Regions from separate parts of the Homo sapiens genome. Here all the other regions are linked to region 3. A link is a contact called in ENCODE Hi-C or POLR2A ChIA-PET data. All regions are on one chromosome and are shown on one strand. The core of a region is the stretch at or near the end of the contact, and the rest is flanking DNA. Distances in the headings are between cores, read along the strand shown.

What was found. Hi-C counts contacts between places; a loop is a spot of excess contacts on that map. ChIA-PET counts read pairs that join two places held with the same protein, here RNA polymerase II (POLR2A). Pooled maps may share reads with other maps.
Region 1: a pooled map shows a loop between it and region 3 (23-fold over the local background). The contact joins the promoter of LINC01237 here to the promoter of CAPN10-DT in region 3. A Hi-C loop is called at or near these places in 5 of 37 single-sample maps with no recorded cell type and 10 of 50 pooled maps.
Region 2: a map of gastrocnemius medialis shows a loop between it and region 3 (4-fold over the local background). The contact joins the promoter of ATG4B here to the promoter of CAPN10-DT in region 3. A Hi-C loop is called at or near these places in 3 of 168 maps with a recorded cell type or tissue (CD4-positive, alpha-beta T cell, gastrocnemius medialis and naive thymus-derived CD4-positive, alpha-beta T cell), 3 of 37 single-sample maps with no recorded cell type and 12 of 50 pooled maps. POLR2A ChIA-PET finds 5 or more read pairs at or near these places in 1 of 52 experiments (WTC11).
Region 4: a loop to region 3 is called in a map of CD8-positive, alpha-beta T cell, with 11 times the contacts of the local background. The contact joins the promoter of ING5 here to the promoter of CAPN10-DT in region 3. A Hi-C loop is called at or near these places in 1 of 168 maps with a recorded cell type or tissue (CD8-positive, alpha-beta T cell), 2 of 37 single-sample maps with no recorded cell type and 13 of 50 pooled maps. POLR2A ChIA-PET finds 5 or more read pairs at or near these places in 1 of 52 experiments (MCF 10A).

The regions. Positions count from the first base shown.
Region 1 is chr2:241,878,296-241,884,301 of GRCh38, forward strand. It overlaps LINC01237 (long intergenic non-protein coding RNA 1237), which reads left to right and starts at 3,068. Exons shown (of 4, transcript NR_110220.1): 1 at 3,068-3,183; 2 at 4,265-4,340. LOC105373978 (a long non-coding RNA gene) reads right to left here and starts at 3,032. Exons shown (of 3, transcript XR_924077.3): 1 at 2,820-3,032; 2 at 2,574-2,722; 3 at 739-981. RefSeq lists an enhancer at 2,498-3,088.
Region 2 is chr2:241,633,216-241,639,486 of GRCh38, forward strand. It overlaps ATG4B (autophagy related 4B cysteine peptidase), which reads left to right and starts at 4,478. Exons shown (of 13, transcript NM_013325.5): 1 at 4,478-4,509. The coding sequence starts at 4,500. It overlaps THAP4 (THAP domain containing 4), which reads right to left and starts at 3,943. Exons shown (of 6, transcript NM_015963.6): 1 at 3,726-3,943; 2 at 1-864. The coding sequence starts at 3,802. RefSeq lists silencers at 3,466-3,605, 3,676-3,745, 3,776-4,125, 4,496-4,545, 4,566-4,755 and 1 more and enhancers at 4,099-5,026, 5,426-5,959.
Region 3 is chr2:240,582,391-240,588,802 of GRCh38, forward strand. CAPN10-DT (CAPN10 divergent transcript) reads right to left here and starts at 3,926. Exons shown (of 1, transcript NR_103792.1): 1 at 360-3,926. It overlaps CAPN10 (calpain 10), which reads left to right and starts at 4,344. Exons shown (of 12, transcript NM_023083.4): 1 at 4,344-4,662. The coding sequence starts at 4,522. RefSeq lists enhancers at 2,091-2,160, 2,531-2,900, 3,891-4,070, 4,122-4,416, 4,355-5,181 and a silencer at 4,381-4,610.
Region 4 is chr2:241,697,725-241,703,674 of GRCh38, forward strand. It overlaps ING5 (inhibitor of growth family member 5), which reads left to right and starts at 4,315. Exons shown (of 8, transcript NM_032329.6): 1 at 4,315-4,378. The coding sequence starts at 4,342. RefSeq lists silencers at 3,609-4,428, 4,171-4,334, 4,519-5,078 and enhancers at 3,733-4,565, 4,804-5,433.

The DNA of each region.
Region 1 (6,006 bases), core at 1,818-4,317, 1.3 Mb after region 3:
AGATGAGTTGTTAAAACTACCCATCATCAGCATTGTTACCATTGGTTTCATTAGTAATTGTATTTATTTAATTAATTGTTACATTCACTAGTAAAAATGGGAGCTAAGGCAATGCGTGCACTCACCGCTGTGAAGGCAAATGCGGTACTGTGAGTGCTGAATGCACCGCCATGGTCGCGGGAAAGCCCAGGCACAGACACTAGCTCAAAAGCCAAGGGTAGGCCTGGGGTTCACATGCCAAGCAGCAAGCTGAACTCTCACCCTGAGCCCACACCTGAGCCCTCATCTGAGGCTGCACCTGAGCCCACACCTGAGCTCTCATCTGAGGCTGCACCTGAGCCCACACCTGAGCCCTCATCTGAGGTTGCACCTGAGCCCTCCCCTGAGCTCTCGTCTGAGGCTGCACCTGAGCCCACACCTGAGCTCTCGTCTGAGGCTGCACCTGATCCCACACCTGAGCTCTCGTCTGAGGCTGCACCTGAGCCCACACCTGAGCTCTCATCTGAGGTTGCACCTGGGCCCACACTGGAACTTTAACCTGAGCTTACACCTGAGGCTGCACCTAAGCCCTCACCCGAGACTACACCTGAGGCTGCACCTGGGCCCACACCTGAATCCACACTGGAACTTTAACCTGAGCCTACATCTGAGCTCTTGCCTGAGTCTCCTATATGGTTGGAGTGGCCAGGTTGGGCCTAATTAAATATGAGGTAGCAGTAACGACTTTAGGCAACTGAGTTATTAGTAGAGATATTTAATATCAAAGTCAAAGAAGATGAAGGGCAGACACATTTTTAATGTAATTGCTATTAGTTCAGCCAAAGTTGAGGGGACTCAAAGTGTGAATACTTTTCTGACTTAAGGTACATTTCCTAGTGATGGGGGTCAGCTCATCCAGGGTCACATGTGGTTCCTGCTGAAACCAAGTCTGGGGTTCCCTGGGAGGGTCTGGCGAGAACTCTGACAGCAGCTCCCATCACCCTGTGGTGGATAAAGCGAATGCCTCTCTAAGTGTCTGGGGGTGGGGTAGGGTCTGTGCTGATTTATGTAGCTACCTGTTGCAGGGTTGGGTTAGGATCAGGTTGGTTACCCTGGACCCTGGGTATTCAGGTGGACAGGCGGGCCTTGGCCTTGGACAATGGCTAGCTAGGGTGGGCTAGAGCTGCTTCACCCGCAGCTTTGGCGAGGGGAGCGGGAGGCCAGGGAAGTCCCCAGGAGGAGTGGCCACGCTGTGATCCGGGCCCCGGGCTGGCTGGTAGGTGGAGGGTCACACCACCTGGGCCTCAGTGAGGTCCTAGCTGGAGCAGAGGTTCGGGGATCTCCTTCCCTTTCCTTCTGGGGCCTGGGACTTTGTACCTCTGTACAGGAGAGGCAGCAGAGGGCTGGGGTCCTGGCGATGCCTCCACTCTGCCTCCCAGCCTTTGGGGAATGTCTCCACCTGTTATGGCAAGTGTCCCTGTTTGCCTGGGACTTTGGGGGCTAAATTGGAGGCCTTTCTCTTTTTCCCCAAGTTCTCCAGCACACTTAGAAGCATCCGCCCACCCAGCTACACCCCTAAATTTTTCCCTTGATGCCCAGGGCCAGGCATCCTATGGCCATTTGATTACAGATGTCTGCAGGTGGCAATCTGAGTGCCTGTATGCTACTCCTGTGGGCAGCTAGCACCCTGGTACCCCTGGGAACAGAGCGTGAATGCCTTTAAAGCTAGTTGGAGCAGAGAACCAATTCCAGACACCCAGAGACATTTAGATAACTCATTACTAGGGTCCTGGCCCTGGGATCACTCCCAGGACTAGTTCTGTGTCTGTCCAGGTGTGATCCAGGAGTGCAGTGACGGATGTGGATGTGGGATTGGCACAGGACTTCCGCCAGCAGAAGAAAGGAAGGGAGGGGAGGGGAAGAGAGGGCAGGGGAGCAGAGCGGAGGAGAGAGGGGAGCAGTCTTTCCAGCTGGGGCTGGCCTAGGCTGCTGGGTCATTTGGGAAGAAAAGGTGATTTGGACTCAGGGAGACTGAGGGTGCCCTCGGGCCAGCATCTGAGGAGAGTGACAGGGGTTTCCTGGCTCCACAGCCCCAGGTGGCCTTGGTGGGTGCAGGCAGAAAATGACCTTTTCAAGTCCAGTTCCAACCCAGAGGGGGTTCCTAGACCCAGCGCCAATCAAGGGGCACCAGGGAGGCAGCAGAGGTTCCCGCAAATCCAGAGCAGAGTGGCTGCCAGACACCCCACATCCTCTTCGCAGCAGACTGAAGGCCACCCCACACTTGGAGGAGCCCGGGTGAAGCATCTGGGGAAGACCCTCAGCCCTGGGAGAGTCCCTCCAGGGGTGAGCAGGTGGGCTGCCCCTCAGGGTGCGGCTCATTTCGATGTAAGTTTTATAAAATAAGAAAAGGCGCCCTATAGCACCCCTTTGGGAGCCTCGTGTCACCTCCAAACATATACCTCGCTTCCAGGTCAGAAGTAGTGAAATGACCATTGCCAATGCAAATGGAACTGCCTTAGGACACATGGGGGAGGTTAGGGCCTGCTGTGGGGCCTTATGGTGGGCCCCGAGGGGCCCCGCACACCTGTGCTCACCTCCCAGGTCATCGCTGGGCCGCCTCTGTCCCCTGGGAGGCTCTGCCTCGGGGAGCCCTCTTCCCAAGCTCCCAGCAATGACTTCCAGGCCTCCCTCAGCATCAAGAGGAGCCACGTCTTCTTCTTGTGACCCAGCAGTATAATTCACCCTAAATAATGGCAGAATGGGTTGTGTGTAGTCTTTAAAAGTCAAAACAATTTTGCACACAACAGGAGTCATTCAGCAGTGGCTAACACTCTCCTGACCTGTGTCGGCGCTGGGCTCCAAGGTGTACCTCCGCACGCATGGGGTTAACTACGCCCCCATGACCATTCCCTGCAGGAGGGGCGGGACAGAGGACTGCGTTATGTTTCTCCTAAAAGAAAATCATGAAAGTCACACACTCCAGGTGCCACACTTATTATGGAGGGAGGGAAAGCAGATGAGCGGGCGGGAAAACTAGCGGGCTTGCCACGCCCAGGCAGCGCTGCTCGGGTTTCCGCTTCCTCCGCCCCTTCCTTTTTCTCTGTGCATCCTCAGTGACGCGGGGCACAGCTCTGCCCGGGGGCCTACCAGAGCCCACCTGGACCCCACACTGGGTCAGCCCTGGTGCGGAGGAGGCCGCTGTAGGTGGGCACGGGGCAGCACGCGTTAAGGGGCTGGACGGGGGGTGGCCATGCGTGTGAGGGCGCTGAGCAGGGGCGTGCCCATACGTGTGAGGGGGCTGGGTAGGGGCGTGGCCCAGCGTGTGTGTGTGTGTGTGTGTGTGTGTGTGTGTGTGTGTGTGTGTGTGGCTGGACAGGGGTGTGGCCACGCGCGAGGGGGCCGTGCAGGGGGCGTGGCCACGAGCGAGGAGACTAAGGGGCGTGGTCACGCGTGTGAGGGGCTGGGCTAGAGGAGTGGCCCTGTGTGCGGGGGCTGGACGGGGGCGTGGTCATGTGCGAGGAGGCTGAACAGGGGGCGTGACCACGTGTGGAAGGGGGCTGATCGGAGGTGTGGCCACATGTAAGGGGGCTGGGCAGGGGGTGTGGCCACGTGTGAGGGGGGGCTGGGCCGGGGCGTGGCCACACGTGTGCTGGCTCTGCTGTGGGCTTCCTTCCCTTCCTGTGCAGGTGGTGGTGCCCTCTGCGCCTTCACTGGGGCCCAGCCAAGTAACTGAATCCAGCCAGGAGCAAGGGCAGACGCTGGCACAGGTCCTGCCACTGTCCCCAACCTGGGTTTCAACACAGCTGAGGCCTGGCATAGTCTTTCTGGGCGCCTCTGGCTGGCTCGGTCTGAAAGGTGGGACAGATGCAACTGGGGCCTCCCCGGGTGCAGCGTGGGTGGCTCCTGGCTGGGGAAGTGAGAAGCCCTCCGTGCGGTGTCTCTGAAGCAGCCCCAGGCCAAGGCTGTGGCGTGCTTGGTGGTGCTGTAGGCCCAAGATGTTTATGGGTCGAGGGTCCCCGGGGCCGGGATTCTGATCCCTGGTGAGAGGTGGCTGGGAGGAAGTCCAGACGTGTCCTGAGTGGCCATTCCTCACACTGAGGTGACACCGCCTCTCCAAACACGTGACGTGGCTGGAAGCAGATGCTGCTGTCCGGTTCTCCCTCCTCTCCGTCCCTGGCTGGGACATGTGGATCTCACCCGCAGCCACTTTCTTCTGGCCTCTGTCCCCCTGCCTGGGACACGTGGACCTCACCCCCAGTCTCCTTCTCTCCTCTGCCCCCCGCAGGCGCGGCCAGGTCACAGTCGGCACCAGAAGTTTGGCAGATCTCAGTGAGGCGTTAGTTTGCATTTCCTTGTGACGGGTGAGTTGAACACCCTTTCATGAGTGTATTGATCACTGTGTACCTTCTTTGTTGAAATGTCGTCAGTATTTAAAGTCACAAATCTTCCTCTAAGACTATGCTACAATTTTTGTGTAATATTTTGATGGATATTTGAAATAAGTGCTAATTTTCTTTGGATTTCTTCTTTGACCCATGCTTTATTTAGAAGAATCTCTTTATGTGTGTATTTATTTTTTAAACCCTCTATTCTGAGAAGCATATTTAGAAGAGTATTGCCCACTTTCCAAATATGTGGAGAGTCTAAAAGGAATCTTGCTATTACTGATTTAATTCCATTTTGATCAAGGAACAAACTGCAGGATCTCACTTTTTAAAATTACAGAGACTTATTCTTACTGTTTAACATAAGCCCTATCTTTGTAAATGCTCCGTATACACTCAAAAATTACTTGTGTTCTGCAGCTGTGGGGTGGGATGCTCGCCAAGAGTTAATGAGGTGCAGCTGGTTGACAGTGCTCTTTAAACCGGCGAATCCTTCCTGTCCCACCCGCTGTGCTTGCAGTCCCGAGAGAGCTGTTACATCTCCAACTAGGACAGTGAATTTCTCTATTCTTTCAGTTCCGTCCGTTTTTACTTCGTGTTTTTTGAAACTGTTATTATCTTTTTAGGCATTTAGGATTTTTCTGTGATCCTGACAGTGGCTGACCATGGTGTCATCATGGAATGTCCCTCTTTATCTTCAGGGGTGCTACCTGGTCTAATGTGAGTGTTCCAGGGCTATTTTCTTATGCACAGAATTGGCACTGTGTATCTTTTCCTTTTTCTATTCTTTTTTCTTTTTTTTTTCTTTTTCAGACAGAGTCTTGCTCCATTGCCCAAGCTGGAGTGCAGTGGCGCGATCTTGGCTCGCTGCAAGCTCCACCTCTCGGGTTCACGCCATTCTCCTGCCTTAGCCTCCCGAGTAGCTGGGACCACAGGCACCCGCCACCACGCCTGGCTAATTTTTTTGTATTTTTTTTAGTAGAGACGGGGTTTCACCGTGTTAGCCAGGATGGTCTTTATATCCTGACGTTGTGATCCTGCCCACCTTGGCCTCCCAAAGTGCTGGGATTACAGGCATGAGCCACCGTGCCTGGCCACTTTTTTCCTTTTTTTTTTTTTTTTTGAGACAGGGTCTCACTCTGTTGCCCGGGCTGGAGTGCAGTGGTGCCATCTTGGCTCACCACAGCCTCGACCTCCTGGGCTCAAGTGATCCTTCCACCTCAGCCTCCAGAGTAGCTGAGACCACAGGTGTGCACCACCACACCAGGCTAATTTTTTTTTTGTATTTTTCAAACTCCTTTTTTTTTTTTTTGAGATGGAGTTTCACTCTTGTTGCCCAGGCTGGAGTGCAGTGGCGCGATCTTGGCTCGCTGCAACCTCTGCCTCCTGGGTTCAGGCAATTCTCCTGCCTCAGCCTCTCCAGTAGCTGGGATTACAGGCACAAACCACCATGCCTGGCTAATTTTTTTCGTATTTTTAGTAGAGACAGGGTTTCACCGTGTTGGCCAGGCTGGTCTGGAACTCTTGACCTCAGGTGATCTGCCTGCCTCAGCCTCCCAAAGTGCTTGGATTACAGGTCAAACTCTAAGACTCAAGTGATCCTCACTCTTGTGCCTACCACAATGCTGGGACCACTCCTGGA
Region 2 (6,271 bases), core at 3,228-5,727, 1.1 Mb after region 3:
TCCGTGGCTGGCTTTGGGGTGACGTCGGCAGGAGGGGCAGAGGGGCTCTGGGAAGGCTTCTGCGGTGTCGCGGTAAGTGATGAGCTGGGAGGGCTCTGGGCCAGGCCCTTGTCGGGTCCCAGGCTGCTCCCACTGCAGCTTGGTTCCACATCTTTCTTCAGCCTCTTGCGGTCAATGGGCTCTCGGGGGACAGATGGCCTTTCTCGGGTGTGCTTAGAGGAGAAACTGTACGAATGAAGTGAGCCGATAAATTTGCACGCCCCAGATCCTGGGGGCGTAAAGTCATCCATAGAAATGCCACTCTTATCTGTCACGCCCCCTTCGATGGAGGAAGTGGCGCTCTCATCGCCAGCATCTGTGGCAGACGCTTCTGCTTTTCCCTGACTGCCTGCCACCATGGTGGCCAGTCCATCTCCTGGAGTCCGTTCCAGAGCTTGCTGGGCCTGCTCCTGGCTGGCGGCCTCCTGGGCCGCCCTGGGTGTGGCTTCACCTTGCAGAGCAGCTTGCTTCAACCTGCGGGACTCTGGCTTGGCCATCGGGTTTCCACTCGAGGACGGTGACCAACCTGCAGCTCCTCTGCTGGTGGCGGCACTCGAGTGTCCCCTCACACCCCCTGTGGCCTTGCTGGCATCTTTTCTCCGGGTGCGGCCATGGCCTCCAGCCCCCCTCTTCTTCTCGGTCAGGTGGAAGATGGATGGCACGGCCGTGGGCTTCAGCAGGCGATGCTGGTCCTCCAGCCTCTTGGAGAAGCTGTCTTTGGTGAAATGCTCACTACAGAGAAATGAATACTTAGTGGGAGTCCAGTTATCCCTCTGAACAGCTTTTAACCATTGGATTAGACGTTTTGAGTCCTTTAGGGGGAACCTACAGGACAAATGACAAAAAGTAATTAGAAATAATTAAATGTCTCCCCTTAAAATAATCAACTGTAAAAGCAAAACAAGTATTTTTGCACGCACCCTAAGCCGTATTGACTTCATCCACTTAAAAAAATACTTCAAAAAGATTTAAAGAACATCTTCTACCTGCAGTTATTACTGGAGTAGAAATCTGAAAGACCCGTTGTCTACCCATACAGAGCTTATAGTCTGTAGGGCGGATGGGAAAGAAGGTAACCAACTGCTCCCCAGGCTGTGGTAAATGCCCAATGGGGACACAGGATGCTGACAGACAGTGCCAGGATGGCCTCAGGACAGCAGGAAATAGCTCCTAGAAGCTGACTGCTAACCAACCCTCCCAACTTGCCTGGAAGGTAGGACTCTGGGTACCAAAACCAGGGCCAGCATCCACAGACACTAGGGCGTGAGAGGTCAGGACTGCATGGAGGCAGCCCTGGCTGTGCGCAAGCAGCTGAGAATCTGGAGACCTCCAGAAGACTCCAGAGCTACAGTTCTGTGTTCCTGTTGCATGCCCACCTCCAGGAGTAAAAATGCTCCTTTTAAAAGTCAACCAGCCCAGGGACAGGGCACAATGGTGCTCACCTGCAGTTCCAGTTACTTGGGAGCCTGAGGCTTGAGGGTTCTTTGAGCCCAGAAATTCGAAGTTACAGTGAGCTAAGACTGCACCACTGCTCCCCATCCTGGGGAACAGAGTGAAACCCGGTCTTCTCCCCTCAAAAAAAATCAACCAACTCAGATGATCCTTGAGGACATTATACTGAATGAAATAGGGCAGGTGCAAAAAAACAAACACTGCATGATACCACTCACATGAGGTACTCAGAGTAATCAAATTCATAGAGACAGGAGAATGCGGGTTCCCAGAGCCTAGGGAGAGGAGGACTGGGGTATTAATGTTTAATGAGTCCAGAGATTCCGCTTTACAAAATAAAAATAATTCTGGAGGTGGATGGTAGTGACAGCTGCACAACAACGTGAATGTATTTGTTGCCATGAATTGTACACTGAAAAAGCGGTAGGAAAGGCTGGGAGCCGTGGCTCATGCCTGTGATCCCAGCTACTCTGGAGGCTGAGATGGGAGGACCACTTGGGTCCAGGAGGCTGAGGCTGCAGTGAGCTACGGTCATACCATTGCACTCCAGCCTGGGTGACAGAGTGGGACTCTGTCTCCAAAAAAAGTTAGGATGGTAAATTTCATGTTACATGTATTATACCATAATTTAAAAATGGTGAGAAAAAAGCAACCAGCGCAGGAAGATACTGAATAGGATGTTTAGTCATTTCTTTATTACCTAATAAAGATCCTTCATAACCATTTCTTCATTAAGGCAAACTCTGTGTTTAAGAACATAGGCCTGGGCCGGGCGGGGTGGCTTATGCCTGTAATCCCAGCACTTTGGGAGGCCGAGGCGGGTGGATCACTTGAGGTCAGGACTTTGAGGCCAGAGTTCGAGACCAGCCTGGCCAATATGGTGAAACCCTGTCTCTACTAAAAATACAAAAAAATTAGACAGGCGTGGTGGCGCTTGCCTGTAATCCCAGCTACTTGGGAGGCTGAAGCAGGAGAATAGCTTGAACCCAGGAGCGGGGGTTGCAGTGAGCCGAGATCGCACCAATGCACTCCAGCCTGGGCGACAGAGGGAGACTCCTTCTCAAAAAAAAGAGAAAAAAAGAAAAAAAAACCAGGCCCTAATGTGCACATAAGGGACAGGGTGGTCAGTTCTAACTGCTATTTGCTCCACCTGAGGCCAGTGTGGACCAGGACAAATCCTAACAGGATGGACTGGGCCGTTCTAAGCAACAGGACCTTCTAACCTCCTTTCTGAACACTGTGAGGCCAACTGCAAAGGTACCCCCCCACCCCCAATTCCGATGTCCTTTCCTCCCATACCATGTTAGACCGTTGCAACACGTTGCCTCGTTTTCAAAAAACAATAACAAAACTTCTAGGACACAAGCTCTGAAGGAAATTGTCAAGAAAGTGCGCTGGCTGACTTGTGAAATAATCTAATGTTACTAATTCTTATAATACATTGTAATGATTTAAGACTTACAGCAAACTACTGTGAACTTTCAATAACCCTATAAATAACACGTGCCATTCCCGTCTTTAAAACTTAAATAACACCATGCAACATAAAACAGAAACATCTCCAAAGTGGTTTTTAAAGTCTGTTCGCGGTTCTGGTGCCTCCCGCGTGTAATCCGCAGAAATCTCACTGAAATAGGCTGAACTCACAAGGCCTTAGAGGGGTTTGGGCCCTGCCGCGGGGGCCCACGTGGGAAGCGGCCGAGAGCCCCGGGCCAGGCTCTAAGGGAGCGCAGGAGGATGCCGTCCCCAGCCGGCCGTCCCGTAGACTCTCCGCGCGTACCCGCGTCCTGGGCTCGGGGGCCCAGTCCCGGAAAGCCCTCTCGGGGGCTGTCAGCTACGGAGGCGCAGGTCGCGTCTGCCCGGTCGCTCCTGCTCGCAGACATCCAGGCCGACGGCCCGCGCGGTCCGGAGAGTCAGCAGTCGCGGCCGAGCAGGACAATCGGCCCAGGACCTGCGCTTCCAGAGCGTGCGGCTTCTGAAGCCTAGGCGCCGGCCGGATCGATCGCGCGCAGGGCGGACCCAGGCGGCCGGGGTGGGGGCGGCTGCGCTGCCCGAGGCGCCCGGCCCAGAGACGGCGGCCGGGCCAAGGTCACACAGCGCCCACGCCCGCTCCCCCGCGCCCCGGCCGCCGAGGCCCGGCGCCCCCGCCCCCCGCGTTCGGGCCGGCCGCGGGGCCTCAGTTTCCCCGCAGGGCCGGGTCGGGGCGGGGGCGTGGCGGCCCGGGGCCCGCGTACCTGTGGAAGGAGACGGCGCGCTTCTCGCCCTTTCCCTGCCGGTTGGAGCAGTTCACGGCCGCACAGCAGATCACCATCGCGGGCCTTGGCCCAGCCGCGCAGCCAGGCCCCGGCCCTAGCCGCCCGCCCGCCCGCGGACCGCCCCGAGGGAGGGAGCGCGGCGGCGACACGGCTCGGGACGTGGGCCGGCCCGCGGCGTCCGCGCCGTACGGCAAGATGGAGGCGCAGGCGCCCGCAGCGGGCCCGCCCCCGCCCCAGCCCCCGCCCGCGTCCTCGCCAGCCGCGGGTTCGGGCGTCTTCGGACCAGCGGGGCGCCGCAGGCCCCTCGCAGCGTCCGTCGGCAGGCGGGCAGACGGGCGGGGGAGTCGCCCCGGCGGGGCAAGTCCGTACCGCGACATGGGCGCGCCGAGCACGTCCGTACCGCAAGATGGCTGCTCGGACGGGGACAGAGCTCGCCTCTGCCGCCTCGACAACTGCTCCTGGGTCCTCTAAGAGGAGGAAGCGCCACCCATGGCACACAGTGTCCCGTCGGACAGCAGAACCAGCCGTCGTCCCACGACACGACCCCATGCCGCCCGCAGGGCGCCCCGGGGCTCGCGTCGGCCCGGCCGTACGCCAAAATGGCGGCTCCCGCGTATTTCCGCTCGCGCGCCGTATCGTCTTCGCCGCCTGCGCCGGCACACCTATTGGCCCCCGCGGCGTCCCGTCGCCGCGTCGCGTTGCTGGCCCGTCGGAGCGACGCCGCTCGGGTCAGTCGGCGGCCGGACTGGGAAGATGGACGCAGGTGAGGAGTTGCCGGGGGTCGGTCTTTCCGCAGGAGGTGCTCGCCTTATCATTGGCCTCCCCTGCTCGGGTCGGGCTGCCGCGACTCGCCTCGGGGCACGCCGGTGCGGGCCAGGCTGGGCCGGGGCGGCGGGCGCTGCGGGAGCGCGGGGCGGTGTTGGTGGGTGGTGGGCGGTGGGAGCGGGAGGGGGACGGCGGCGCACTGCGCCGCGGAACCCGCCGTCGGTTGCGCTGGAGCTTCTGCTTTTCCGGTCCCGTCCGGAGCGCTCCGGAGGTTGTGGCTGCACAGGCCCTTGCGCCAGGTCGGCCGTGGAGGGCGGCGGAGCCTGCCGGGCGGGGAGAGGCGCGGCGGCGAACGGGGCGGCCGCGGTCCGGGCCGGGGACGCGAGCGGCGGGCGAAAGCGTAGCCTTTCCGCAGCTGAGCGTGAAGGGATGGAAGCTCTTTAACTTTTATGAAGTTATTGGTAGGTTGGAGGAGAGAAACGTGACGTGTTCATCACAGTATACGTATCTTTTTTGTTTTTGTCTTCAATTTAGTAACCAGTAGATTCTCCAAGCTGCTTTTCCGTGACGAGAAAGAGAAACAGTGAATTTGTATCATCGGGTCTTAGTTTCTTGGGGTCCTAAGAGAGAGAGAAAGAGAAGGAGTGTGTGTGTGTGTGTATAGGGAGTGTTGGTTTTTTTCCTATCCTTTCATGCTTCCGCTCCATTTTTGCTAGCAAGATTATTTTAAGTCAGCGCCAAACCCATCGCTAGCCCAGTAGCCCTAGAAATATTTTTACACAGAAGTTTTAGCTCATTCATTCTTTGTGGGAACTGATTTGCCTTTTACCAAGTATCCCCCATCTGTAAAGAAAGATTTTCATCTGGTTTAATTCTGTCATTCTGAATGGGATTGTTTTTACTTTTTATTTTTCTGGTAGCTACAACATAAATTTATTAAGATCTGAGTTGGAAAACTGTAATGTGTATTGCCAATATCTATTAAAATGATTTGTAGCAGCTCACCACTTAAATGTGGTAGGTGGCTGGAGGAAACAGGAGCCCTGACTCCCTAAGGAGCATGTTGACCAGGTGTATATCTTGTGAAGTTTGTCTTTTAGAATAACCGTCATTCACGGTTGAACTATTTGCAGCTGTGTACTATTTGTTGTTTACTATTTTACAACTGTTGTATTATATCTTTTTAGGTGTTATTGTTTGTGATGCAGGATTTTTCTCAGCCACTCTGGCAGCCAGAGACCTCCGGCTGGCGAGGCCCCTGCCCAGGCCTTGCTTGGGTCCAGGCTCGCCGCAGGAGATACCCCATCTACTTGGTCCACCGGTGGGCACCTGGTTTGCACTATGGCACGGATACCATGGCCACCATGACTGTATGCTCAGCCCCTGGCGGGAGTGGGTGTGTGGGTGAGTGAGTGCCGGGTCCCGCCAGCTGTTTCAAGCGCAGGCACCAGAGTGGGCTCTGCAGAGCTTACAGCTAGACATGTGGCAAGCAACTCCCACGGCGGACTCCAGCGTCCAGACAAAGGGACAGTGGATTCTGGTGTCCAGACAAGGGGAAGGTAGTGGCGCCCAAGCAGGGGTGCTTACAACCCTGAAGCCCAAGAGGGGGTGTTGCAGAGTGTCAGCAGCCCTGTTACTCCCATTGCCCTGCTCCAGGCTATAGCTCTGGGGCTGGCTCCGTCCCCGCTGCTTCCCTTTGCTGCCTCCTGTCACGTGGGGTGTCACAGTGGGTGGCTGCCCTTTGCCGGCAGAGGGCCCAG
Region 3 (6,412 bases), core at 2,676-5,175:
CTCAGATAACTAGTCAACTGTGCAAACTATCTGCATAATCCTCACAATAAAGTTGAAGAACACAAAACCACTTCATACAAAGAGTTAGGAAAAAAATTCCTATAAGGAGGAGCATGTACCATATTTATTCCCACTCTGTTTACTAAGCATGTATTATAATGAGAAAAAAAGCTCAATCTAAAATATTGCCAACAAAGAATCCATTCCTCACGTTGCAGTAAATGAAGCGGGCTGAGGTCAGCCTCCTTTTATGCTGGCTGCCCCAACTCTAAGGAGTTGATGCGTCCTACTGTTAACAGCGGAGGATGTCCAGGTTCTTGGCGTCTTAAATAAAGAATTGGACAAAACACACACAGAGAGCAAAGAAGGAATGAAGGGATTTATTGAAAATGAAAGTACACTCCACAGTGTGGGGGTGAGCCTGAGCATAGGAGCACAAAAGCCCTGTTACAGAACTTCAGAGAGTTTAAATACCCTCTAGGTGATTCCATTGGTTACTTGGGGCACACGTTATGTAGATGGAGAGCCTGTTACAGAACTTCTGAGAGTTTAAACACCCTCTAGGTGATTCCATTGGTTACTTGGGGCACACGTTATGCAGATGGAGAGGATGAAGTTACAAAGTCATTTGCTTGGCCTATGTCCTATGGAGAAGGTATTTCCTATCATAACTGAAGTGTGAATCAGCCTATGTTCCCTGCACTCAGACCCTATTTTCCTGCCTCCTACCTACAGCTGTGTGGTCCTGAGCTGTCACCTCTTCCCTTTGAAGCTCAGGTTCCTCATCGGTAAAATGAGGCAGAAATACTCACTGCTGAGATGTGTGGGGATCGCACAAACTCAGTGTCTCAACATGTTGTACGTGTGTTTTGGCCCTCTGAGCCCTTGAGGGCTGCCCCAGGTGGAACCCTCTTCACTTTTCTTGGAGAACTGACCATGGGTTGCAGCAAAGCCTAAAATGGTTCCTGTTTCAGCCCTGCCTGGGAAGATTCAGCTGGAACCTTTAGGCTAGGAAAAGGTTCGAGAAGGACCCTACCCCCACTGTGCCCGACCTGAGACAAATCCACAGAAAAGCAATCCTTGCTAACTCTGGGCAGTATGTGGACAAGATACTAATTTTTAATCTCTGCATCTCCATGAGAATGCAAGGACCAGCACAGTGAAGTGCCCAATGATTGCCCCCTGAACAAACGGAGATGTCAAGTTCAGAAAAAATCCTGGCTGAGGAAGACAGGGAACATTCCCTTGAAAAACAAGGGCAGTCATCCAGACAGAGCAAGAGGAGTGGCAGGATAAGAGGAGGCAGACAGGGTTGATTCCACAGGGCTCCTCCTCAACACCCATGAACCTGAGAAGTGGTCAGATGCGTTTCAGGCCACTGGCCAGCAGTGGGGTCATGGCGGGAACTAGTCCCACCTGAAGGACTCTCATCTCCCTACAATCCCCAAACGCTGAGGCATGGGGATGCTCTTCCCTCCTTGAAGTGAGGGCCCCGAGGCTCTCATACTTTAATTACAGTACTTCAGACCAAGAGCCTGCAGTTGAGGAGGCCAGGGTCATGAATCAGCTGCCCCCCAAACTCCTTATCTCACCAACCCAAGCTGCTTACAACCCCTCCAGATATCCCAGGAGCCGGGGGGAATGTCATTCTTCAGGGCTGAGGGAACATCTTTGCACCCTGGGGTAGCAGATGGGACCACAGGGCATGTGGAATGTCTTAGTCTGTTTCACACTGCTATACCTGAGGTTGGGTTTGTTTTATTTATTTATTTATTTATTTAGAGACGGAGTCTCGCTCTGTCGCCCAGGCTGGAGTGCAGTGGTGCGATCTGGGCTCACTGCAAGCTCCGCCTCCCGGGTTCACACCATTCTCCTGCCTCAATCAGCCTCCCGAGTGAGGGGCTGGGACTACAGGTGCCCGCCACCACACCTGGCTAATTTTTTTGTTTCTTTTTTTTTTTCAGTAGAGATGGGGTTTCACCGTGTTAGCCAAGATGGTCTCGATCTGACCTCGTGATCCGCCCGCCTCGGCCTCCCAAAGTGCTGGGATTACAGGCGTGAGCCACTGCGCCCAGCCAAGGTGGGGGAATTTATTTTTTTAAAAAAGCAAAACAGGTTTATTTGGCTCAAAATTCTGGTGGAAATTTCAAGATTGGGCAGCTGCACCTGGTGAGGGCCTCATGCTACTTCAACTCAAGGCAGCAAGTAGAAGGGGAGAGGCATGCACAAAGAGATTACGTGGCCATATGGCGAGAGAGGAAGCAAGAGACAACCGCAGGAAGGCTGACTCTCTAACCAGCTCTCATGGGAACTCACCCCTCCACAAAGGACACTAACCTATCCATGAGGGATCCACCCCTATTACCCAAACTCCTCCTACTAGGCACCACCTCCTAACACTGCCTCATTGAGGCTCAAATTTCAATACCATTTTGGGCAGGGGCAGACCACATGCAAATCACAGCATGGGGTAATAGTGGGGGCAGGTTGACACAGGGCTGCTGCCTACCCAGCACCAGCTGTCTCTTGGCCCCTTCCAGATCCTGGCAATCTGGCTACAGGCATGGGCCCAGCCTTGGACACAGATGTGGCCACAGGAAGCTGTTAGCTCTCCAGATCTGATCAGCCTGGGAGAGCGGCACAACAAAGGCTCCCAAAGGAGAGTCGGGATCCTCAGCTAGCCTCAGCTCTGCTACCCACCCATATGTGCCCAGAACAGGAAAGATACGTGTTTCTTACTCCTCCGGGACTCCTAGGTGAAGCTGAGACCAGGCTCTTCTTGAGTCCTCTCAGCTATGGTGCAACCACCAGCCTAGCAAGGAATCAGAAACATCTTCCGGAAGAGTCAGCACCATAGAGGGTGCTGAATGGGCAATGAAGCATCCCGGAGATGAAACATCTGGGCAGTGAGGCATCCCACAGGTGTTGGGCTATGCAGTCACTCCCTTTCTCAGACCGAGGCAAGTACATAAGCACTCTGGGCCCCTAATCAGGGGCCTGGGGCCAGGTGGGATGAAAACAGCAGTGTCCTGCCACCTGAACAACTGCTACTCACGCAGGCCCCACCTGGCCTCTCAGAGGGAGGAACCTGGGACTCCTGAACCAGATTCAGTTTCTCCTTCAACAGCCGGGACTTTTCGCTCCTGACTGCAGAAAAACAGCTTCAATGTGACCATCCTTGATAGTCCGAGGCTGAGTAAAATGGCCTGAGGAGGCAAAATCTGAAAAGCTCTATTAGGTGGCAAACTGCTGTCACTAGAAGAGTTGAGGCCCCCTTCTCCTCCCCTGCCTGACCGCCTTCATTCCTGGGAATGGAACAGGTTCTTGGGGCAAGGGTGAATCCTCGAGCAGGTCCCAGGATCACTATCCTCACCTCCCCGCGGCACTGAATGGCTATAGCTGTAAATGTGCGTCCACGGGGTCACTGTCCAGCCACCAGGACCAGGTGCCTGGCCATCTGGGGAATCGGAAAACGCTCAGCGGGATGCTCTGGCCACCTCCCCTGCCCCCAGTTAAGATGTAGAGCGTTCAACCTAAAATGCCTAGAAACAAAGCCCAGGCCCGGGAAGGTCGAACGAGTGCGACGCCGCTCCCTCAAGCTCTTCCCTCGGAGCCGTCTCATTTCCCAAAACTCCCAAACACATCACAGAGAGAGGTGTTGAGCCAGGTGGTCACTCCCTTTTCCAGAACCACAGCAAGAAGTTGAGCCTGCTGGGCTCCTAACGAAGGCCCTGGGGCCCGGTGGGATGAAAAGCCCTATTAGGTAGCAAACAGCTGTCACTAGAGGGGTTGAGGCCCCCTTCTCCCCTGCCTGACGACGACGGCGGCAGGAACTCGACCGGCGCCGGACAGCTCGCAACTTGCCTTACCAAGCGTAAATCTCGGTTCCTCCCAACTACCCGCGGCCACGGCCTCCGCAGCAGAGCGCCGGAAGCAGAGACGCGTTTCGGGAGGAAGGTGCATGCTGGGAGCGGCGGCGCATGCTGGGAGCTGTAGTCTGCGACGCAACTCGGCCGAGGTGGCTCCCTGGTCCCTGAAGCTCCCAGAGCCCGCGTGTTCAGGCGGTCCCGACACCCCGGCCCGAGCCTCACCGGCTGGAGGACTGAACGCCTGCCGGCCCTCCGGGTATGAGCGGAGGCCGGGATAGCCCTGGGCTCCGCCGCCCCCGGAAGGAAAAAATACAGTGCGGTCCGCCGCCCGACCACGAAAGAGCGGAGCTCGGGAGCCCCGCCCCCTGGGCCTCCGACGTCCGTGGCGCTTTCCGTCGCGCGAGTGCGATTGGGCCGCCTGTCACGTGACCCGAGACCCCACGCCCGGTTGGCTGCCGCCTGGTTACCAATGGGAGACTAGCGGGCCGGCGTACTGGCCTGGTCCAGCACCTGCGGGGCCCTCGGGCTTGGAGGGCTGGGCCGGGCGGGGAACGGGCGGGGCGGGCCGGAGGCGGCGGCGGCTGACTCGCCTTCTCTCCGGGGCTGCGACCCCGAGGCAACCGGCTGCAGATGGGAGCCCGCGGAGCCGAGGATGCGGGCGGGCCGGGGCGCGACGCCGGCGAGGGAGCTGTTCCGGGACGCCGCCTTCCCCGCCGCGGACTCCTCGCTCTTCTGCGACTTGTCTACGCCGCTGGCCCAGTTCCGCGAGGACATCACGTGGAGGCGGCCCCAGGTGGGGCCGTGTGGGGTGCGGTGGGCGCCGTTTCTGGTTTCTGAGATCTCCGCTCCTCGCAGGGAGCGGGGCGGGGTGGGCGGCCAGGGTAGCTCCGAACGCAGGGTCCGCCGTTGTTCTCCTCAGAAGTGGGCGCCCGGCCCCCTCTTTTCGTACCTCCTTCATACCCCCGCCCAGAACGAGCAGGACTCGGCGCTACCCTAAGGACGCTAAACTAGGTCGTGGCCTCCGCCTGCGAGAGCTCCAATCCAGGAGGCTCAGAGCGCTGCGAGAGGCGTTTTAACAGAGCCCCAAACCCCGCCCCACCTGTTTGCTTTCGCCCTGAAGAGCGTTTGTGTCTGCTCCTCCCGCAGAGAGGGCCGCTCGTGCCCCTCTGAAGTGGCTAGGCCGAGCCCACAAAGCAAAGCGTGATAGAATTTCAGTTTTGGATTTTGTGCACCTGCCTTTCCAGTTGTAACACCTAGAAATGGCACCTCCAAGGGATGCCCTGGCCGAGTGCTGTGTTCATATTTTTAGAAATGGTTTATCTGCTGAATAAGACTGCCCAGGGAGCAACCTTGCCCTAAGTGGATGCGGTCTTAGCGGAGACAACTGATGGCCGCCAGTCTTCGAACAGAGCTGGAACTTCTGGGCTCTCGTGACTGAGATGGCTTTGACAGGCCACCTGGTTTCCTTGGACAACACTGAAGGGCCTGGGAGGAGGCAAGGGTCAGACCATGTAGAGCCTTGTCATTGGAATTTGGGTTTTATTTTGTTAAAAGATTGATTTTAGGTGCAGCTGGAGGCCACTAGAGGGTTTTGGTAGAGGAGTGGTTCTCTTGGATGTGTGTTTTTACAAGCTCACTCTTGCTGCTGGGTGGGAAGTGGGTTGTCGGGGCAAGAATGCAAGGGTCCATTGTAGTGGTCCTGGAGAAAGATGAAGGGGCTCAGATTAGCTTGACGACTGTTAGGATGTGGGTTTGGAGTAGATTGGTTTGAGACGTACCTTGCAGGGGGGATCGAGAGGCCATAGTGACTGATTGAAATAGAGGGTGAGGATAGTGGAGGGATCAACATGCCTTCTGGGTTTCTGGCCTGAACAGGTGGGTGGATGGTGGTCCTGGGACAGAGCCTGGGGGTGACCTAGAGTTGGGCTTTGCTCTCACGTCTTCAGGTGGAGCTGTCCTGGAGGCAGGTGGATCTGTCCTGGAGGCAGGTGGATACGGAGCAGGGATAGGCTAGAGGCATTCTTCTGGGAGGCGGAGCATATTAGATGGTTTACAGTCCACAGCCTGGGAGAGTGTCTCGGGGGAGTATCAGTAAAGAAGAAGGGGGCCTTGGGGCTGAGCCTTGAGGAACCCTAACATTTCTTGGGGTCAGGCAGGTGCCCTGACAGATAGACTTGAGAAGCAGCAGGCAGTGAGGGAGAGGACACCCGGGGAGCATGCGGCCTCACAGAAGCTGAGTGGGGACCACCTCAGGGGCAGCAGATGGCTGTTCTGCTGTTGTGAATGCTGCTGAGTAGTTGGGGAAGAGAGTTGGGACCAAGAGAAGCCCAGTGGGTTTGATAACATAGAGGTGACAGCGACATTGATCGAGGCAGTTTAGGGGCCATGATTGGCTCAGAAGCTAGAGGAGCCTGTGTGGAGAGTGAATGGGAAGCAGGTAGTGGGCATGGCAGCTCTTTCAAGAGCTGTAATGAAGAGAAGCCTGAAGGAGACTATGGTGCTGAGAGATAATGTCTTAAAGAACATGGGGGTGGGATTCTGCC
Region 4 (5,950 bases), core at 3,065-5,564, 1.1 Mb after region 3:
AAAACTATGCTGTATGACATGTAATGGGGGGTAGCTGACATTATACATTTGTCAAAACCTATAAGAATGCACAAGGCACTGGGCGTGGTGGCTCACGCCCGTAATCCCAACACTTTGGAAGGCTGATGCCAGTGGATCACCTAAGTTTAGGAGTTTGAAACCAGCCTGGCCAACAGGGTGAAACCCCATCTCTGCTTAAAATACAAAACTTAGCCAGGCGTGGTGGTGCCTGCCTGTAATCCCAGCTACTTGGGAGGCTGAGGCAGGAGAATGGCTGGAACCCAGAAGGCGGAGGTTGTAGTAAGCCAAGATTGCACCATTGCACTCCATCCTGGGCGAAGAAGCCAGGCTCCATCTCAAAAAAAAAAAAAAAAAAGCACAAGGCAGAATGAACCCTTATGGAAATAATGATGGACTTTGGTTAATAATAATGTATCGGGCCCGCCGTGGTGGCTCACGCCTGTAATCCCAGCACTTTGGGAGGCCAAGGCAGGAGGATCATGAGGTCAGGTGATCAAGACCATCCTGGCTAACACGGTGAAACCCCCGTCTCTACTGAAAATACAAAAAATTAGCCGGGCATGGTGGCGGGCACCTGTAGTTCCAGCTACTCAGGAGGCTGAGGCGGGAGAATGGCGTGGATCCGGGAGGTGGAGCTTGCAGTGAGCCGAGCCCAGCTAATTTGAGGTCTCAAAAAAAAAAAAAGTATCAATATTGTTTCATCGATTGTAACAAATGTATCACATTAATGCAAAATGTTTATAATAGAGGAGTGTGTGTGTGTGTGTGTGTGTGTGTGTGTGTGTGTGTGTGTGGAGGAGTATATGAGAAGTCTACTTTCTCTTCAACTTTTCAATAAACCTAAAACTGATGGAAAAATAGTCTATAATTAAATGAGGCCAGTAAGGATGCACTCAAACTGCTAACATTAGGACTGAAAGCTGAACAAGGCAATCACAGTCCTGCCCCCTGGGGAGGTGGGAAGCTAAAAGTTCCTGTATTGTTTAATTTTTTTGTTTTTGAGACAGAGTCTTGCTCTTGTTGCCCAGGCTGGAATGCAATGGCATGATTTTGGCTCACCGCAGCCTCTGCCTCCTGGGTTCAAGTGATTCTCCTGCCTCACCTTCCCAAGTAGCTGGGATTACAGGCAGCTACCACCACAACCAGCTACTTTTGTATTTTTAATAGAGATGGGGTTTCTCTGTATTGGTCAGGCTGGTCTCGAACTCCCGACCTCAGGTGATCCACCCACCTTGGCCTCCCAAAGTGCTGGGATTACAGGCGTGAGCCACCACCCCAGCTGAATTTTTTTTTGGGGGGGGAGGGGTTTGCTCTTGTAGCCCAGGCTGGAGTGCAATGGCATGACCTCAGCTGACTGCATCCTCTGCCTCCTAGGTTCAAATGATTCTCCTGCCTCAGGCTCCCGAGCAGCTGAGATTGCAGGCCCATGCCCACCACGCCTGGCTAATTTTGTATTTTTAGTAGAGACTGGGTTTCTCCATGTTGGTCAGGCTGGTCTCAAACTCCTGACCTCAGGTGATCCACCCACCTCATCCTTCCAAAGTGCTGGGATTACAGGCGTGAGCCACCATGCCTGGCCTGAATTTTTATAATGAACATAATAGTGGCAAAAACATTGTTTCTGGTTTTCAATATTTGACTGGGGTTTAGGGAAGAGTCCACCAAGGGGGACATAGCTTGTTTTTTTAGGTGGGGGTCTCCGTCACCCAGGCAAGAGTACAGTGGTTTGATCATGGCTCACTGCAGCCTAGACCTCCTGGGCTCAAGCCATCCTCCCGCCTCAGCCTCTCATGGTGATCATACGGATTTGAGTCACAGCAGCTGGCTTAATATCTTTAAAAATGCATTTTAAATAATGAAAGTACTGCTCCTTTGATCAGCTTATGCTAATTTGTGTGACCAGCAACGTTGCATCTCGGAAGTCAAGGATGTGGCTGGGGGTGGGGCGGGGGGTTCTGGGGCCTACACGTTACATCTAGTGGTCATCAGTTCTTGGGGCTCGGGGAGCCTTTGGGACGTCCTCTTGAGATCACAGGGAGTGGAGACAGGACTGGGAAGTGACACACCTCACCCATGAAAGACCTGCCAGAGATGAGTTTGATCCCCAGCTTGGGGGCGTCCAGTGGTGAAGTGGGAAGAGGAGTGACATGGGTACTGGTGAGCACTGCATGATGATGCTACACAGTTTGGAGGCAGAGAAGAATCACCCCAAAGACTAATATTTAAACACTTTAAATTATTTTATTTTATATTTTAAGATGGAGTCTCGCTCTGTCACCCAGGCTGGAGTGCAGTGGCACGATCTCGGCTCACTGCAACCTCCACGTACCAGGTTCAAGTGATTCTCCTTCCTCAGCCTCCTGGGTAGCTGGGATTACAGGCACCAGCCATTATGCCCGGCTAAGTTTTTTTTTTTTTTTTTTTTTTTTGGGACGGAGTGTTGCTCTGTCGCCCAGGCTGGAGTGCAATGGCACGATCTCGGCTCACCGCAAGCTCAGCCTCCCGGGTTCACGCCATTCTCCTGCCTCGGCCGCCCGAGTAGCTGGGATTACAGGCGCCCGCCACCATGCCCAGCTAATTTTTTTGTAGTTTTAGTAGAGATGGGGTTTCACCGTGTTAGGCAGGATGGTCTCAATCTCCTGACCTCGTGATCCTCCCGCCTTGGCCTCCCAAAGTGCTGGAATTACAGGAGTGAGCCACCGCGCCTGCCCTATTTTATTTTATTTTTGAGATGGAATCTTGCTCTGCTGGCCAGGCTGGAGTGCAGTGGTGCAATCTCGGCTCACTGCAACCTCCGCCTCCCAAGCTCAAGCGATTCTCCTGTTTCAGCCTCCCGAGTATCTGGGATTACAGGTACTTGCCACCATGCCCGGCTAGTTTTTGTATTATTATTATTTTGAGACGGAGTCTTGCTCTTGTCACCCAAGCTGCAGTGCAGTTACATGATCTCTTCTCACTGCAACCTCCCTCTCCCAAGTTCAAGTAATTTTCCTGCCTCAGTCTCCGAGTAGCTGGGAGTACAGGCGCCCGCCACCACGCCCGGGTAATTTTTGTATTTTTAGTAGAGACATGATTTCGCCACGTTGGCCAGGCTGGTCTCAAATTCCTGCCCTCAAGTGATCCGCCCGCCTCGGCCTCCCAAAGTGTTGGGATTACAGGCGTGAGCCACCGTGCCGAGTCTGAAACATATTTTAATTATGTTTCTCCAGTATTTTTTTTTTCTTAAAATTTTCTTTTTTTTTTTTGAAGACAGAGTCTTGCTCTGTCGCCCAGGCTGGAGTGCAGACGCGATCTCAGCTCACTACAACCTCCGCCTCCCGGGCTCAGCCTCCGGAGTAGCTGGGACTACAGGCGTGCGCCACCACGCTTGGCTAATTTTTTTTTTTTTTTGTATTTTTAGTAGAGTCGGGGTTTCAACACGTTGGCCAGGCTGGTCTCAAATTCCTGCCCTCAAGTGATCCGCCCGCCTCGGCCTCCCAAAGTGATGGGATTACAGGCGTGCGCCAGCGCGCCGGCCTTCTCCAGTATTTTTGCATGCATCTTACGGCACACCTTTGCACGCCATCTTATTAACTATATCATACTGCCGCACGTGCCTTTTCGGCCAAGGCATCCAGATGGTGCGGGTCCTGCCTGCCTCGAGAGGTGGCAGCAAAGGAGCCAGTGCCCTCACTGGTGCTGGGCGGGGCGGCCGCTTTCCTCGGAGGGAAGGGGCGGCGTTGGCGGGGGAAGGGCGCCAGGGCCCAGGCCCTGAGGGAGGGGCAGCTCGCCCGGGCCACGCGGTGCCGGCCCTCGGCTCAGGCCGGGCTGAGGCCCCGGGGGCTCGGGGTCCGGGGGAAAGGCGCTGAGCCAGACAGGTCCCAAGGAGCCTTCGGGAAGGGAGGGCCTCGTGGCGGCCTGTCCGGGACCCGGCCGGGAGCAGGGGTCGCGTGGGCGCCGTCAGGACGGGCGTGAGGTCCCCGGGACCACGTGTTTGCGTTTGGTGGCCCAGGGGTCGCTGACAGGTGCGGAGGGGAGACGCCCACCTGGGTGCCCTGGGCCGCACGCCGGGCGGTGGGGCCGGGAACCCCTGCTCCTCCTCGGCCTCCGATCCGCTGCGGCCCTGGGTCCTGCTCGCTGCCCGACGCCGCTGCCACAACCTCCGCCCGGGCCCCGCAGCCCGCCGCCCGCCGGAAGCTGAAAGGCGTGTCCGACCCCGCCCCCGGGCGCGACCAATCAGCGCGCGCGACTCATGAATAGTGAGCGCGCTGGCACCGCCCCGCCCCCGCCTCCCGCGGCACCGCCCGCCCGCGCAGACCCCGAGCGCGGCCGCGGACGAAGATGGCGACCGCCATGTACTTGGAGCACTATCTGGACAGTAAGCGCGCCCCACGGGCCCCGCGCCCGCCGCCCACGCGGAGTCCTCCGTGCCGCAGCCCCCCGCGCGCCGGGCACCGCATGCAGACCCCGTGGGCTCGGGAGGGCGGCGGGCGCGGCCGGGCGCGACGGGGGGCGCGCGGACGGGGCGGGGCAGGGCCGCAAGGGAGGGGAGGGCGCGGGGGGCGGGCGCGGGGGGTCCCGCCGGCTGGGTCGCGCCAATTCCAGGTGCGTCACGGCGGGGCGGGGCCTGGCGATGCTGGGCGGGGCTTGCGGCCTCGACCCCGCCCACATATTAGGTCCCGCCCCTACCCAGGCCCCGCCTCATCTCCGCCCCCAGCTCCGGCCCCGGCCCCGCCAGGTCCCGCCCGTCCCTGTCCCGTCTGCAGGAGGAGCTGGCGCCCGCTGCGGGGCTCCGGGCCTTGGGGGCTCCGGGGTCTGGGCCTCCGCCTGGCTGTGCGCCCGTGTGCGCCGGCCTCTTGTGTGACCGCGGCTGGGGAGGGCGTGCGGGCCGCGGGGCGTCTCTCCCCGGCACTGGGGACTGCGGCGCGGAGGCGGGGAGGGCGGTGCCGAGTCGGCCCTGGTGGGCGGGCTGTGCTGTTTCCAGGTGGCAGCAGGTCGGCGCCCCCAGCGGCTGAGCGGACGGTGCTTTCCCTCACTTTACACACCAGGGAAGGTCCAGCGCTGCCGAGCAGCCTGCTCAGGGTCTCCCGCTCGTAGAGGGGCAGACCCCACGCGGGACCCCTGACGTCGGCCCGGGATGGGCACAGCTTTGGGGTCGCGGTGTTTGGGGTTGTGCCGGGTGGCTCTGGAGGGCCCTTGTGGGGGCGCTGCACTGGGGATCCTCATGGTCTTCGGCCTGGCACCCGCCCAGGGGCTGAGACAGTGGCGAGTGAGCCGTGGCCTGGAGCTGGAGACCGCTGCCCTAGAGGGACGCCCGATTCTGCCCATGTGCTCCGCTGTCTCTTGGGGGTCTGAGTAGTGGGGGGTTCCCTGGGTAGAAGAGTCAAGCTGGGGAGCACGCTGGAGGGGAGGCCTTCTCTATCCTGGTGCCCAGCCAGTGGGCTGGCCTCCCAAGGAGGGTTGACTTTGTGTGTGTCTGGGAGGCTGTGCCAGCCGGGAGGCTGTGCCTCTGTCCTCTAGGGGAGCTGGGAAAACACTGGGGCTGGAAGCATCAGATGCATAAGATAGAGTTAGGTTTAAAATGATTGCCTGGTAACTGTGAACAGCAGATGGGAGGGTGGCCAAGACTGGAGGAGGCAGCCCCCCTTAGGAGCCTGTGTCAGCTGTGCAGGGGGCGGAGGTTGGCCTGGTCTAGGGGGTAACAAAGCAGACGCGAAAGCAGCACGGGGGTCCTCCTGGCAGACTGTGGGGAATGGTTGCGCTAGCCACAGGGACTATTTAAGTAAAATTAAAAATTGAATGGCGTTAGTCCCATTTCCAGTGCTCAGTAGCTCCCTATGGCCACCACTGTCTTGGGCAGCTCAGAGAGAACATTTCTTTTCTTTTTCTTTTTTTGATTTTTTTTGAAATGGAGTCTCACCCTGTTGCCCAGGTTGGAGGGTATGATCTC